Linked DNA regions of Homo sapiens: region 1 is linked to region 2. A link is a loop called in an ENCODE intact Hi-C map of the cell type or tissue named here. Cell type or tissue: GM12878. All regions are shown on one strand. Links, peaks and the distances in the headings refer to the core of each region. The heading gives the core; the rest is flanking DNA. Region 1 overlaps FMNL2 (formin like 2). Region 2 overlaps FMNL2 (formin like 2).

What was found. Peaks named below come from ENCODE experiments on the same cell type or tissue, not always from the same donor. Only the 100,000 strongest peaks of a DNase experiment are listed, where the experiment ranks them.
Region 1: it touches region 2 in a loop (2.1-fold over the local background); 3 of 110 quality-filtered maps call a loop at or near these places.

What each region holds. Positions count from the first base shown.
Region 1 is chr2:152,403,579-152,411,916 of GRCh38, reverse strand. All of the region lies in intron 1 of FMNL2 (formin like 2), which reads right to left. Among named protein-coding and RNA genes, the nearest start is that of FMNL2, 73 kb to the right of the region's middle. RefSeq lists an enhancer at 6,348-6,642. In GM12878, for the core only: a CTCF peak has its summit at 4,623; DNase peaks (open chromatin) are centred at 4,486, 5,356 and 5,431; H3K4me3 peaks cover 1,487 bases; H3K27ac peaks cover 2,375 bases.
Region 2 is chr2:152,492,783-152,501,120 of GRCh38, reverse strand. The region is part of intron 1 of FMNL2 (formin like 2); the gene reads right to left. Among named protein-coding and RNA genes, the nearest start is that of FMNL2, 160 kb to the right of the region's middle. In GM12878, for the core only: no CTCF peak of the experiment used is centred there; a DNase peak (open chromatin) is centred at 3,346; H3K4me3 peaks cover 683 bases; H3K27ac peaks cover 884 bases.

The DNA.
Region 1 (8,338 bases), core at 40-8,039, 89 kb after region 2:
ACACAGCCCCACCCACTTAAATGTTCATCAGAGAATTAGCTATAACCTCAAAGGAAAGCTGAATGTCCAAAGGGTACCAAGGTTACCTCATGGCACCCAATAAAAGGGTACCATGTGCTCAGCTCCCAGAAGTCTGGCCACATGGGAATCATTCAAGTAAAATACACTGTTCAGAGTGCTAGGAATTTGCTAAGATTTAATGGGAGTGAAATGGAAGCGGTGCTAGAGACAGTGACAACACCTGGCCCTAGCTAATAGAATGAACAAATGATCAGGACTTTTCCCCAATATTTAAGGTGAGCTGTAATCCTACTTACAGTGATGGGCAAAAATAACTGGCTGGCTCTTGAGTTAGCCCAAAGTGGGTTAACTTTCTCTTAGGAAGGAGATGGGAGGAGTGGATTTTAGGACCAACTTCATACACCACTTCTCACTCCAGGAGAGTACTGCCAATGAAATGCATGGATAATATAAGCAAAGATGGCCTATGGGCAGATTCCTAAGGGAAGTGGTATATTTCCTGTCTTGAGCAAGCACCTACTTCTCTTTTTTCAGCATTCTTCCTCCCACTGGTGGTATGTAGAATACACACCACTTCACTGACACACACACCCCCAAATACACAACCAATTATGCCTGCTGTTTGTTAGGGCTTTTATTAGGGAGTATAATTTACCTTCCCTTCCCAGAATTTCTCTTCAACTCTTATCAAAAATCTTATCTGCTTCTGTCAAATTCTCTCAGGACAGCATATTTAGCTGACTATCCCTTAGGAAAGGAAGTGAAAACTAACCAATGGCTTCATATGTTTTTTCTAATAGGAAATATTTTGCTGGGGGGCAAAGAAGGAGGGAAAGGAGGATGTTTCTTTTAAAGAGTATTGCTCTAATTAATTCAGAGACCAGGTGGCTTGCTCTTCTTTAACTAGAAGTAATTAAGAGCTATCAGTACACTTAGTGATTCTGTAGCAAGCACAGAGGGGAAATAATTTGGGGCAAAGGGAACTAGCAGGGCTCTCCTCCCACAACGACCCCTCTAGGAAGTCAGCAAGCTACCGTAAGGCCACTCTGCTCACAACATTTATACTTCTCTCCCAAGGGGGGGTCTCATTTCAATCAAGCAAATCCTTCATGGGGATAGGATTCACTTTTTTACCCAGAAGAATAAGTTTATGTTAAGGGAATAAAAAGGTTCAAGCATTCACCATGAGTCCGAAAAGCCAAGCACAGACAGACCTTGGTGGGGTGGGGGTGAAGGGATGGTGGTCCACCAGGCGTGAGCCCCTTGACTGGCCCACTATTGAAGTCACAGTACCAAATTCAAGATTTAGCTAGCATTCCTCCTGAGTCAGTGAGAAATTGGATCAGTTACATGTTGCTCAGCCAGGTCTGAGAATCCTGGGGCCTTGGCACAATAGCTTTCAAAATACTACATTGACTCAGCAAGAACTCTGACCATGAACAGACTTCCTCTCCTGGTTCTAAAAGTCTGATCTGGAGAAATCAGAATAAATGTAGTCCTTCCCAGAGAAGGTCTTGTCAATCAATGACTATCACTGTACTACTGCAGTGAGACGCCAATCATTTCACTGGCTAAATGAGAAGACAATGTGATGGTGTGATGTGTGAATTTGAGCTCCACTGGGAGTAGGTACTGGTCTGCTGCTAGAGTCAACACCTGTACATGTGACCAAAGCATGGCACAAAGGCACTGTGTTCACAACCTGTGCTCCATATCGACAGCAAGCACTTGGATTGACAGCTGTTTTCTGAAGGCTGAAAGATGAAATCAACACTGATGAAAGACTATTGGCTGTTCTCTAGGAAGAAGAGTCCATAAACATGACCGAGACAGAACTGTATTGTTCATTCCTGCCACCCCCGTTGCTTCTTTTCCAAAACTGTCACTTAAAAACCATCTTTTTCCTACTCGTTTTGTCTCGAGTTCACACACCTAGACTATTACTAAGCTATTATTGTTTCTGCCTCTAAAATATATCTTTGGGTCAATTTTTCTTTATTTTGATAACCCTGACTACATCCACCAGGTGCAGTATTGCATCATGGTTACAAATCCCAGCTTTGCCCCTAAGCAATATGACCCTGGGAAAATTATCTACTACTCCCAGCTACCATCTGAAAATGGTGACTGTAAGGATTAAATGGGGGAAAAACACATACAAAGTTCTCCATAAAGTATCAATGCCATCATCAGCTTCATCGTTAATCAGGGTCCGATTACTGCATAACTACTACTATGCCATGTCCTCTGTACCCAGAGTCACCATTAGCAGTCATGTTGGTGGCAACTCCATTTGATGTAACTCTCAACTATATCCCATATCAAATGGGAAACTTATCCACAAGACTGTGAAACTTCACCATGCCTTCTCCATGACCTCACTCACACTCCTTTCCTTAACTTCCCCCAGTCAGGGAAACTAACTCTCTGCTCCTGACCTCCTTTTTAAACTTCTGAAAAAAGCAGCAGGGGAGGGGCTCTCAAACTAGTTTTACCCACAGCAGAGACCATGATTTTATTACCTTTCTCCATATCCTCACCAAAAAAAACCATTGCTTATATAAAGAATTAATAAGTGGCGTCTTATCATCTTTATACTGAAGGCATTTTTGCCAGCTGCCATTTTTCTAATCCCTCACAGCAATTGAGAATTTTTTTTAAGCCTTGAATGTGGCAGTCGGATTTGAGCTAATCATTTGGAATTATACTGTCTTTATTTCTTTGGAGCATCTTTGAAGTATCTTGTTATATAAATGAAATATGGGGTGAGGAAGGAAAGGATGCACCTACGAACACTGCTTCGAAGGTTCTTGACTCATAACTTTAAAAGCCTGAGAAGAAATTTATGAAGCCAATTGCAAACCCTTCTTCCCTCTTAACCAGGAAACTTCTAGTTCTTTGTTGTTTTAAAGTATCTGCTAAGGATTGACTTTAGAAATCAATGCACTGCACAGCAAGCATTTCACCCATCCTGACAGAACTACAGATGGTCCCTGACTTACAATTTTCCAATTTTACAATGGTGCAAAAGCGATATATATTCAGTAGAAACCATAATTCCAGTACCCATACGACCATTCTGTTTTTTCAATTTCAGTACAGTATTCAATAAATTACATGAGATATTCAACACTTTATTATAATAGGCTTTGTGTTAGATGGTTTTGCCAACTATAGGCTAATGTCAGTGTTCTCAGCATGTTTAAGGTAGTCTAGGCTAGGATGTTTCATAGGGTAGCTATATTAAATGCATTTTTGACTTACAATATTGTCAATATTTTCAACTTACAATGGGTTTATCAGGGCAAAAAAAAACCCGTAAGTCTAGGAGCATCTGTATTTCAAGGAGAAACAAAATCTCACACACAATTCCTAAATTTCATTTAATCTCTGCTATAGCTTGGGAAAAACAGACAAGAGGGAAGAAAATGCTAAGCCAGCAGTTTGCCAGCAAATATGAAGCCCCAGATACTGTAATTTCAATTCTCACTCCCTGGAAGCTTTAAATGCATAAATGTTTTATAAACCAATTGACAAAGCTTACTCACTTGTCCTAAGAAACATAATACGACAAAGACACAGAAGAGAACATTAGGGCTACGATAAAGATACAAGGTAGAATTCATTGTGTTTAAAAGTGTTTTTTTTAAAAAAGTTCTTTGAAGATAAAAAGACCTAAGTGCTACATATGATTACTTATCACAACTACTCAATATCTATTATCCTACAGGCAGAATCCAAGGCTCTGTGTTAAGTAACTTTCAAATATGTACCTTATTCTGAGCTGGGAACAACACTAATCCACCTACCAGAGAAACTCTCCAACCCTGTTCTCTGCCACCTTCCAGCCCCCATATGTCACTCAGAAGGCAGAGTGACTTTTCCAACCCAAGTTACTTAAGCTAATTCTCGTCTTTCACAAACAGATCCTTCAGCAGCCCCCAGCCTACCTGCACAAAATGCTGGATACCTTGGAAGAGCTACAGGAACTGTTTCTTTCAGCTACTGAGTACCTACTGTGTGCCAGGTACTGCAGTGGTGATTGTTTTTTATTAGACACCACTATGATTAATTTGCTCAGCCTAGAAAATCCATTTCTCCCTGGAAGATGAAGAAAAGGGAAGACAAAGAGGTTTGCTTCTAATTAAGACGAAACCAACAAACAAGCCTGACCCAGGCCATGAAATTGTACTCTCATTGGTTTATGAACACCAGAAAGAGGGCTTGGTACAGCAGCAGCCAGAGCCAACAGACTCAATGGGGCAGATAAAAATTCAAAATTCAGCCAAAATGCTGAAAAGAGAAGAAACATAGGTTCCTCTTCGTTTAATGCACGAGCCACTCTGGCTACTAGGCCACAACTGAGCAGACAAAAAGATTTGGGGACTTTTCCAGTGAACCGAGAAATGTGAGCAGGAGGGGCAGGCATGAAGAGCTCCACCCACACCCCTGAAGGGAGGCGCTGTCAGGAGTCGGCAGAAAGGCAGACACTGACACACCGCATCGCCCAGGGCTGGAAGGGTTTCTCCCAAACGACTGTAAAAAAAGAAATGAAAAGGGAAACAAATAGCATCTGCTAATAGTAACTCCTCATATTCCATTGATGTTATGTTCACCCTATTACTAGAACTCCCTGAGGGTGGCAGGCATTTAGAGGAAATGACATTCTGAAGCTTCAGGGGGAAAGAAAAAAAAAACAAAAACAGAAAGTGAAAAATATTTTAGAGTTCTTTAAGATGTTAATTTAACATCAACATAAGTATAATGACAAACACTCATTAATTACCTTAAGCACTGTGCAAAGAGTTTTCAGATGCTCGGTTTCTAATCGTCCCAGCAACCCAGTATGGAAAATAATATTTTCCTGACTTTTTCAGGTGGGAAAACTGATGCTTAGAGAAGTTAATCTTTCCTCTCAAGATTACAAAGTGACAGAGCCAGGATGAAGTCTGGGTGACTCAGGAAGCTTTTTTCTTCTTTTCCAGTTCATCACATTCAATACCTTTAAATCATTTATAAAAATGTTTCAGTTATAGTCCTATGCCAGGCACCAGGAAGTAATGTGAGAAAATGAAAACAATAAACTTTTCTAAATCAGTAAGAACAAAATGTAAATGAAACGTCTTAGACTTAAAGTGGAACAGTACGTGGTGCCTGGAAGGTCATATGGTTAAATTCTAAATTTAACCATTCTCTCAGACTAAATTTGCTCATCTGTAAAATGGAGGTGATAATATCAAAAGCAATGACTCAACTCAGATAAAAGGTACACTTCCACACAAACATCATTTGTCAAAAATTATGCTACCATCATAACAATTCAAATCTAGGAGGAGAAAGTGTGGGCTGTAGAAGGAATTGAGACTACCATCTTGATGGAGCTATCAAATATCTTCAATCACATCATTTAAGTCACTCAAAAGGGGAAGAAGCCCATAACAAAATAATGGGCCTTAGCTCCCACACACCAGTCTCTTTCCTCCTCTTCCTCTGATTCTTTTCTCTACTGTTAACACCAATTGTAACCTAACAGAGTGCTAATGTCTGCTCAAGTTCAAGCTTACACTATAGCTCTCTCTCCCCACTCAAAATGCTACTGAACACAGTAGATAACTATCTCAGTTCCCTCTTTGACAAGAAAAACAACATGAATGTAAATTACATGGAACCCATATTCTATAATACTGGAATTAAAGAATAAGGATTTAACCACATTGCAGACATTCTCTACTACTGAAGGAAAAAAATGTGCAGCATACACTTATAGACATAGGGAATCATAACATTTCAGAGCCTGAAACAACAAATGAAACTAATCTAATCCAGCCTCCTTTTGTAGTCACAAGAGATATATATACCTTGCCCAAAATCTGTCTTAAGGCTAAATTATGACAGAATGTCCTGAAAATCAGAAGAATTCTTACTCTTCTACATCCCCCTAGCTTCTGAATAACAACTCAATGTATATCATGTATTCTTAAAGACTTTACTATGTTATAATATATGTAGTTTTAAATATCCACCCATATCAATATCATTCTGCATAGATAGAACTTCCAATAAGGCAGCCAAGTGAACTGTTCAAAAACCTACTGCAAACCATAAAAATCAAAGACCCAGAACCAGGAATCAGGAGACCCAGGTACTAATTAGTCCTGATTATCACTGACCAGTTTCTAGATCTCAAGTCACTTTACTTCAACTTGGCCTTTGTTTCTAAAACCATAAAGAGGAGTTGGACCAGTTGGTCTCTAGGGTCCTTTCCAACACCTAAAGCTCCCTAATTCTCAACCACCTGGCACGCAAGGTAGACACAGGAAAACCAACACTTTCATTACAAAAAGTCACAAGGAAAAAAAATCACAAGACATCACAAGAGCTTTAAGGAAAACTGTGTTGAAGCTATGCTTGCTTTGGGGTTTTTCCAGAGGTAAGCACTGTGTTTTCCAAAGGCAAACAGTTCCCTTTCTCCAGAACAAGGACAGGATGTTGGGGACATGAGTCATTCTGTTGACATTCTAGGTACTGGTCAGTTGGAGGACAGGAACCACATCAGCTTCCTAGAGAGCACAGAAGAAAAATCTGCTCCAAAAAAGACCAGAAAGGAAGATGCGTTGAATGTCAGAAGGACCTTTGCTTCCCAAACCTTTCCAATCCAGCCTTCTAGTTAATGATAATGCCCAGCTCATTATAGCCAAAGGAGTAAAAACTTATTTCTAGAACCCCAGCGTCCATACAAGCAGCTAGATGCCAGGGATAAAACAGCCTCCCAATACTAGTAAGACCACCAACAATTTACAGCCTCAACTTCTGTTCCCAAGCATGTATCCTTTCTTTCTCAACATGTCAGAATACGGATGTGCCTTTACCAACCATTCTTTCCGGAGACAGGAATTAACAAAGACTGGTAAGAACCCCCGTCAGTTTTTCAAACTGGAGGAAGGTGATGCAGTACTCAGGGCCTGTTGTAGGGAGGCTCTGCTTATCTTAAGACAAAAATCAACTTGTAGATAGACATCAACACACAATGTTCTCCATCTCATGTTATTTCAACATGGGAGAAAATGCCACATGTGACCAGCTCATCCTCCTCTTCTCAAAAAAATTTTATACATATAATTTATTCCACACCCACTCTAGGATGGTAGCTAACGGCACCCACTGGACTGAATGATGCAAATAAGGATCCGTTCTGCCTTTGTTGTGTTTAATGCTGCTGCCACTGCCACCGCCACCACCACCAATTTTTGATTAGGACTCTGCTGGAGAACTCTGCAGAAAAATTAATCTAAACATAATCCTTCTGAATCCCTTACCTACATCAGAATTCCAGGTCACTCCAAATATGCATTCACTCACTCAGCCATCATTGGCAATCAGATGACACAAACACCCCATTACGAGTAATTCTGAGGGCTCAAGTTGTAGGAAGAAACAGAAAATGACATTATCCCCAAAGATGATATATATTTCATTATTTTTTCTATTTAAATTCAGCTTGGTGTCCCCTTTCTCTGTTAAGTGCCTGTGAACCACTGCAATGCTATGGGATGTGAGGAGATACAAGATAACCAAAAAACAAAATGTTTATGTAGGAAAGGAAAAGCTTGTCCATTGATACGTATTTAACTGAACAAACCGATGATACACAGTAGTAACAGTTACATTCATTGAAGATGCATTAATTCATTCAATAAACATGTTCTGGGGCTGCAGAAAGACCCAGAGATGGAAGTCTGAAGATGTGCTTCAATGTCCAAAAAAAAGGCGGGGGGTATGGATTGATAACCAATGTGTGAAGTCCTTTTACATTTATTTATTTATTTATTGAGACGGAGTCTCGCTCTGTCACCAGGCTGCAGTGCAGTGGCGTGATCTCGGCTCACTGCAACCTCTGCCTCCTGGGTTCAAGCAATTCTCCTGCCTCAGCCTCCCAAGAAGCTGGGACTACAGGGGCTCACCACCATGTCCAACTAATTTTTGCATTTTTAGTAGAGAGGGGGTTTCACCATGTTGGCCAGGTTGGTCTCAATCTCTTGGCCTCATGATCTACCCACCTTGGCATCCCAAAGTGCTGGGATTACAGGCGTGAGCCACTGTGCCCGGCCCTACATTTATTTCTTATAATTCTGTTAGCTAAAGATCATTTTAGAGACAACAGGGTCACAAAGGTGACGTGAATTGGGCAGCAGAGCTGAGACCAAAACCTTAGCTTTCAGGCCACCAAGTATGTGATCTGTCACTACTCCTACACCAGGCAGAAAGCATTACAAAGGCACACAAAAAGTCAAAGAGGAATTCTGTAGTGCCAGAAAGG
Region 2 (8,338 bases), core at 193-8,192:
TTACTGCCTGTAAAACTTTTAAAACCGTCATGAAAAATGTGAAAGATTTCATAGAAGAATCAAAATTTTCATCTTCTCATGAAAATTTGGAAGCCCTCACAGCACCGGCCTGCCTTGCCAGTATGGGCTAAAGCCGAGTGGCGCCTGCCTCGGTCAGGGACTTAACTCACAGGCTTGCCAAGGTTCCACCACTCCCTTTTGTGTCAAATCCAGGCAGATTTTACAAATTTAAGAGACCTAACTGACTCCTGTAGACATCCGAGTTTTGATGCCTGGTTTTTTTGTTTGTTTTACCCAGGCTGGAGTGAAGTGGTGTGATCTCGGCTCACTGCAACCTCTGCCTCGCTGGGGTTCAAGTGATTCCCCTGCCTCAGTCTCCCGAGTAGCTAGAATTACAGGCACCCGCCACCACACCCAGCTAATTTTTGTATTTTTAGTAGAAACAGGGTTTCGCCATGTTGGCCAGGCTGGTCTAGAACTCCTGACCTCAGGTGATCCACCGACCTCGACCTCCAAGTGCTAGGATTACAGGCGTGAGCCATCGCACCCGGCTTGATGCTCATTTTAAGGCATTGTTAGGATACTGGGATATGGTAGAGGGTAGGGGATCTATTTGCTGCGGTTGACAGCTGTTGATTCTTTAGCTGAACGAATCTCAGGTGCTTCTAAGAAAAACGTTCTGAGCCGGTAGATGGCAGAGTTTTAATTAATCAGGTGCTGGGGGGCTAAGCAGAGAGGAGGAGGAGATAGAACACGACATTTTTCCCACCAATAAATTTTGCCTGGGATCAGTCCTGTTTTTCTTTCTGATGAATGTTGTGAAATGAACATCAGACTGATTTCTTAATCTAAGTGTATTTCAGAGGATGATTTAGTTCTCACCCTCCTGCTCTCTTGGTGGGGCAGAAATATCCAATGATTCTTACTGTGATTTGTCAATTTTCCCCTGGGTGTTGCCTATAACAACATGTTCTCTTCACAGATTCCCCCACCCAAGTTGTTCTGCTCTGAAGTCAGCACTAATTCACTGTTCTGCTTTCATTAACATCTGCGGGTGAGCTCTAATAAAGTAAACCCAGCATTGCTTCAGGGGTCAATGCTCTATCTCCAGACTGCAAAAGAGAAAGCAGACAGACTTCCTCCAGGCTAGAGGAAAAAGAGAAAGAAACTCAGAAGAATTATTTAGTGCATCCAGAGTCGGGTTTTAGCCAACACAGTACAACTTATTTCTCCATGAACCAGTATTAGGAAAACCAAAAGCACCAGATCATCAAAATCACAAAAACAAGAACTCAGTGTACTGCTAATATGTGCATAAATGAATGTATTTATATGGATCATACTTATTCTAGGCTTGTGCCACAGAATAGAATTTTGTTAGAATCCCAAGTCTGGAAGGCTGATGGTTGAGCCTGCCAACCATCTGCCAGCAGAAACCTATTCACACACAAGCTTTCTCATATAGCTTGGAACCGATTCAGTCCTAAAAGACACCTACCTTGAAAAAAGCCTACACTAAGCCTTGAGTGACCTATCACAAAGTTGGGAAATCGTTTCACGAATCAGGCCCTTTTTTTCACTTCTGTCTAGTCATTTCTTTGATTTAGATTTTAGGTGGCCTTGAATAACTAATAGTCATGAGTACAAGACCTTCCAGAGCTATGTTATATGAAATCCCCAACAGCAGCAATCACAACAACCCAAACACTCAGCTTCCTCCAAAAGCAACCAGCAAGAGGCCTGCAGAGAGAGGGAAGCCAGGCCTCAAGGCTGGAACTCTCAGGACTTTTGACCATCATCAGGAACATCACATCCAGGCAAATTCTGATTCATTCATTCCTTTGTGCCTTTCCTTTTTCTGAAGCCTCAACAGCTTTTTAGCTGTGAAGTTGGATGAGCTTAAAAGGAGGTTCGAAATATTGATCCTCTAGAATCTGCCTTCTCATCAACACTTTTCCACTGGGACTTTGACTCCCCAATCAGGCTTCACAGAAAACATAGCTGACCAAGCTCCCGGAGAAGAAAAGCTCTTTACTAACACTTGGTTCTTCTACGTTAAAATGCCATTGACCCCTCCCATCCTACTCAAGTTATAATTAACTAAGGGCCCCTTTGCCCTTCACGGTTATTGCCTTACAGAAAGATACATGAACCACATAGGCCCTTTATGTTTACAAAGATGCCAAATTCCTTCACTAATTAAGTTGAAGGGGGACTAATTCTGCCTCTTTCTGAAGTAGGAACCATTTGCCATGTTTTCAATAATGCACATGAATGGTGAGGTCTCTGAACATTCAGGTAAGTACATTTGTTTGTCTTCAGTTTTATTTTCCTTGATGATCTCCCAAATCTCAGTATTCTCAAGGTTTTAAAGAAAAAGGGTGGTGGTAGAGAGATTCCTGATATAAGACAGCAACAATATATGTTACACAAAAACATTATCGTCAGTAAAATCTGCCAGAAGATCGAAATGCAGAGCTGAAAGAACAATGTGACAATATTATATGTTGTGACAACATAGAAGTAATACGACTTAAACAAATAGAAGAAGGAAGAGTAAAACTGGAAATTTGACTGAGTTCATGGATTGGTGTACAGGAAATAGGTAAGGGTTCAAGAATATCCTTAAAAACTGACAACCCAGATAATATAAAGTTAAATAAGAAACCTGTGGCTGTGGGCATTTTTTTAAAAAAAATGGTAAAATACAAACATAACACTAGAACAGAAATTCAAACCCTAACTGCCAAAATTAGTATTTTTAATAAATTGAACAAAAACTCTACATCTCATGGAGAAAAAGCATAGACAATATAACAATACTTTTTCAAATTTTTGCACTTGGAGGCTATCTTGCAATTCTACCTATAGTATGCTACATGGTAAAAGGTGAATTTTAAGATAGCCTCCAAGATTCCTGCTTTCTGGGGCACATGTCATATATTATCATCTCCTCCTAACTGTAGATAGGTTATGAGTATGACATGACTTCACTCCCATGATTAGGTTACATTATATGGCAAAGGTGAAAGGGGATTATCCTGGGTGGGTCTGACCTTAAGAAGTATACCCTTTAAAGATAGTCTAGGGCTAGAGAAAATATTAGAAAAATCCAAAGCAGCAGAGCCACTACTAAGAGACAAACCAGGGAGAGGTCATGTGGGCAGCTTCTTGGAGATAAGGGCTTCAGTGCAACCACCGCAAGCAATGGAATTCTGCCAACAACCAGTTAGCTTGGAAAAGGACTCCCAAGCCTCAGATGATATCGAAACCCTGGCCAACACCTGAATTTCAGCCTGGTGAGTCTGAGCAGAAAAGCAGAAAACCCGACTAACCCATGTCCAAACTCCTGACCCACAGAAACTATGAGCTAATACATTTGTGTTGTTTTAAGCCACTAAGTTTGTGGCAATTTTTGTGCAACAACAAAAAATACCACCTTTCAAGTATAAAAAAAGGAAATAAGAAAATACAGTATGCATCTGCTGATGTGTGTAAAAAATATATATACAGGAAGGATAAACCAAGAAGTAATGAGATTATCTACAGAAAGAGGACAGGAATGAGTCAGAAAGAATGAGGAAGAAATGACACCTTCTGAGCATACTTTTCATGTATTTATAAGTCTTAGAACTGTGACAATATTTGACATCACCTAAAAATAAATAAAACCAACATGATTTTAATCAAAATGAAATAAGAGAACCTAATGTATTACAAATGAACAAAAGCACAAAGTAGGTAGAGAAGAACCTAAATAACTTTAGAAAACAGTACTCTATTCTAACACTAAAAACAAAAAAAAATGCACACAAATGTTACATTCTAGTTAGCAAATTTCTCGTGGGGTATGTGTTAGCATTCTGAAAACTACTATGTGTGTAGCTTAGAATTGCACAAATAAGTAAACACATTGTGGATAATGACAACCAGGTTTCTCACATTCAGATAAAAGAGTTACATATAAGGGGGAAAGTGAGAATGAACCCTAAGGTTTTTAATATATAGATACAAACGTGTGCATATGTATATGTATACACATATACTTCCTAGCTCTATCTGTTGAGAACGGCTAGAAGTACTGACATCTTAGGAACAATAAGCACATCTAGCACCAAATTTTGGTTTCTATATACCTTTCTCTAATAAGGCGAACTAGAGCTTCTTAGAAAAATGACTGATTCCAGGGCTGGAGCAGGAAAAGAAAAAAAAAAATCCAAGATAAGCTTGGAACATCTTATGGTACCAAAAGTAAGAAATTGGTCCAAAAATTGGAACATGTCAAAAGAACATTACAAGCCAAATTTAAGGACCTCACAATAGCCAAATCTGGAACAATTTGAGCAATATAATAAATAATCATAGGAAGAGATTGTAACCCATAACCAAATATCCATGAATCCATACAGATATAAATAACTGAATAAATAATAAGAGGAGAAGGAATAGCTCACCCTCACAGAATTCTAACTCATATGACGGGATGACAGAAATTTAAAAATCACTATTTGGCAAACACCACAGTGATAATTGATGCAGCCAGGAAATCAACAAACGCTAAAATTAATTAGCAAATGTAGGATGTGAAACAAGATATTTGCAGAGTTGCAAAGTATCTCCCCACAAGACACTAATTACAAAGAGAAAAATCATAGCTTTACTGTGGAGACATCTGGCAGGCCCCACCTTAACCAAGTGATCAAGTTAGCAAAGTAACGAGACATGCAGATACCATGGGCATGTGATGATAATGCACTAATATGTACACAAGATCACTTCCACGATATTCTTGCCAAAAATGCCCAGCCTGAATCAAAGTCTATGAAATAACTGGTCAGTAATCCCCAAAATTATCAAAATCATAAAGAACAAAGACAGACTGACTGTTCCAAATTAGAAGAAACTGGAGAGACATAACAACTAAATGCAATGTAGGAACCGGCCCTAGATCCCGGACCCAGAAAAGGGCATCAGCAGGACAATGATTAATAGTATTGTGTCCCTGTTAATTTCCTAGTTTTGATCATCACACTATGATTATGTGAGACATTATTTGGGGAAAGTAAGAAAGATTATATAGCAACTAGTACTCCTTGTACTAGTTTGCAACTTTTTTTAAGTCTGAAATTCTTTTAAAATTAATCTTGCCACCTATAAGGTATGGGCTGATAGAAGATACACAAGCTTAATGCTGGGGTAAACATGGGGAATTACTATTGCCAACCTAATAGTGAAATGACTAGGGTAAGAAAGAAGCTAAGAAATACTAACGTAGAATCAGAACAGCTATCCACGTCATTCTCTAGTTCTTAACACTAAACAAGGCATCCTAGTTGATTGGCATTTCGTATATGCTTCCTGGAGGCAGGCAGGCAGGTAGGGAAGTGTGTGTGTATGTGTATCCTGTCCTCTCAACTAGGAGGTGTAAAAGCTTTTAGGGCATGAAAAAAATCTTTTTTTTTTTTTTGGTGAGACGGAGTCTCACTCTGTCACCTAGGCTGGTGTGCAATGGCACGATCTCGGCTCATTGCAACCTCTGCCTCCCAGGGTTCAACGGATTTTCGTGCCTCAGCCTCCCAAGTAGCTGGGATTATAGTAATGTGCCACCACACCCAGCTAATTTTTATATTTTTATTACAGACGGTGTTTTGCCATGTTGGCCAGGCTGGTTTCGAACTCCTGACCTCAAGTGATCCGCCCATCTCAACCTCCCAAAGTGCTGGGATTACAGGCATGAGTCACCACACTTGGCCCAGCATGAACATCTTAATCTATCTTTACATTCTATCTGATAATATGATCTACGTAGAATAGGAACACAACAAAACTTACTGATAATATGTACTTAATACTTCAAAGAAAGTACCTGAAATAACAGAACTCCAAGAATTCTTGTAGCTCCTGAATTCCTTAGTGTTATTCCTGTTAGTATATTTCCAGTAAATTTTTTTCCTAAAAGACCATTGAACTGCCATTTACATATTCAGGCTTTGTAATATATAGAATAATAGGAGTAGTAAGCAAGCATCATAGACAAATCGGGTGTTCCAACGCTGCGTTTCCAGGTGTTATGTGTATTCCCCAACGCAAAGTTTTTCCTTCTGTTAATTAAACTGAGCTATAACAAAAGAGTTGACTGTGTGTGTTGCAAGTGTTAGTAGTTCTATTTTCTACTCTACTTGTCCTCTGCATAACAGGGCCTGGCACATAATAGGTGCACAGTAAGTATCTGTCAAATGAATAAAATCCACATGGTCCTCCTGATGATAAGATTTCAGAGCCAAGAGTCAAAAAGCGTACCAGGTCACTTCTTCTAAACAGGCTGATAACCCAGGGCTTTCTCTGACAATAGTCAAGGCACATGAGAAAGGACCACTACATCTAACTTTTTATTTTGAGGCATATTTCAAGAGTAATCTAAAATTATCATGCAATTGTTAGGATAAAAACCAATTCACCACGATGATTTTTAACATCCTTCAAACAACTGTTAATTAAACCAAAACGACAATTCTCAAATCAAATGAATATCCTTTCTCTCTGGAAGGAGAGAAACTCGTAGCAGTTTATGAAATTTTAATTTGATACCCGTATTTTTCAGACCAAACTTAAAAACAATCAAGACAGGAAAAACACAATCACATATCAGCTCTGAAAACACTGCAGCATTATTATTGTGGTGGTAGTTTCCCTACTAATTTTGCTCTTTGTGTAGTTTATAATCCTTCTTTTACAATGAGACTCCTTCTGAATTTGACTGCCTTTTGTCAGCTCTGTCCCAAGTTACTGAAAAGATATGTGTTATTTTGGGTCAGATGCTGAGGTTGAAACACTAAATACAATAACAGAGGTCAAATGCCTTCTACAACTTTAGTCCAACAAAACACTCTCCATACAAAAGGAAAAGCTCACAGCTTCCTGAAGATAGTCTCCCTTCCTCTGGCCTCACAGTTGGGTGACCCTCGTTTATCATACCGTCTTCCAGAGGAACTGCCCCACTCTGCCCTAACCAGCACTGCAGACATTCCTGGGGTGGATGGTTAAAGGGATTCACCAGGGGATGCTGCTGGCTTTATTTTCTTCCAAACTGTATTTGCTTTTGTTTTTAATCCAGCCTGTGTACACACCAAGCAAATAAGATATGTAAGCCAAATGCTTTGTTAATATCTGAAATGAGCTTTCATGGTTTTAAAAGCAAAATTACAGGGTCCTAAACACTGGCTATCCTACAAACCCAAATTAAAGGTGACTATTTGTCTTAGTCCATTTGTGTTGCTATAAAGGGATACCCAAGGCTGCGTAATTTCTAAAGAAAAGGTTTATTTGGCTCATGGTTCTCTGGGCTGTACACAAAGCATTGTGCCAGCATCTGCTCCTGGTGAGAGCCTCAGGCTGCTTCCACTTATGGCAGAAGGGGAAGAGGAACTGCTGTGTGCAGAGATCACGTGGCAACAGAGGTGCCAGGCTCTTTTAACAAACATATTTTGCATGAACTAATAGGGCTAGAACTCACTCATTACCACCAGTGATAACACCAGGAAGACTCATTAGGACACCAAGCCATTCATGAAGGATCCACCCCCATCACCCAAATCACCTCCCACTAGGCTCCACCTCCCAACATTGGGGATCACATTTCAACATGAGGTTTAGAGGGTTAAATATCCAAACTACAACACCGCTCATATTAACAGCACCTTGATTTGTGCCCTTCCATAGTACCACATTCTTCTATAAAGTTAGGACATTTGAGATTTGAATGAATCAGTATCTTTCCTTTTCAGAATTCTGAGGTTCATTTTGTTAACAGGAAAAAAGAAATTACACTGGAAGCCTACCTATCAAATGCTGAATCTAAAATGAGGAGAAGTTTGATGAGAAAACAATTTGAACTCTCAAATTCCTCTACCTCGAGAACATTTTCCATAATTGCATAAGAATCTCTTGCTTCTTTAAATTCCAATAGCTCTTATAGGCTGCCCCATACCACCTAGAACTTATTCTTACAGTGCCAATTTGAATCATTCATTGCTTTATGATGTACCCCTTGGGATTTCACTTGCTAACTAAATTATACATTCTTTAAGGCTAGGAAGTAGGAGTCTACTATTTCTATCCACAATTATGGTTGGCTTCATGTTGGGCAGTGTTAGGTACTTCCTTGTTGACGGTTTCCATGAAAAACACTACAAAGGTAATGAAATAACCTTACATAACAAGGTGACATAGAAGAAAAAAAAAGTAATAATATATCGGCTATTTTCTTTTTATCACCAACACATAAACACTGCCTCTTTGTTAAAACAAATTTCACTTAGGGAGTTCAATAAAGCAAAGT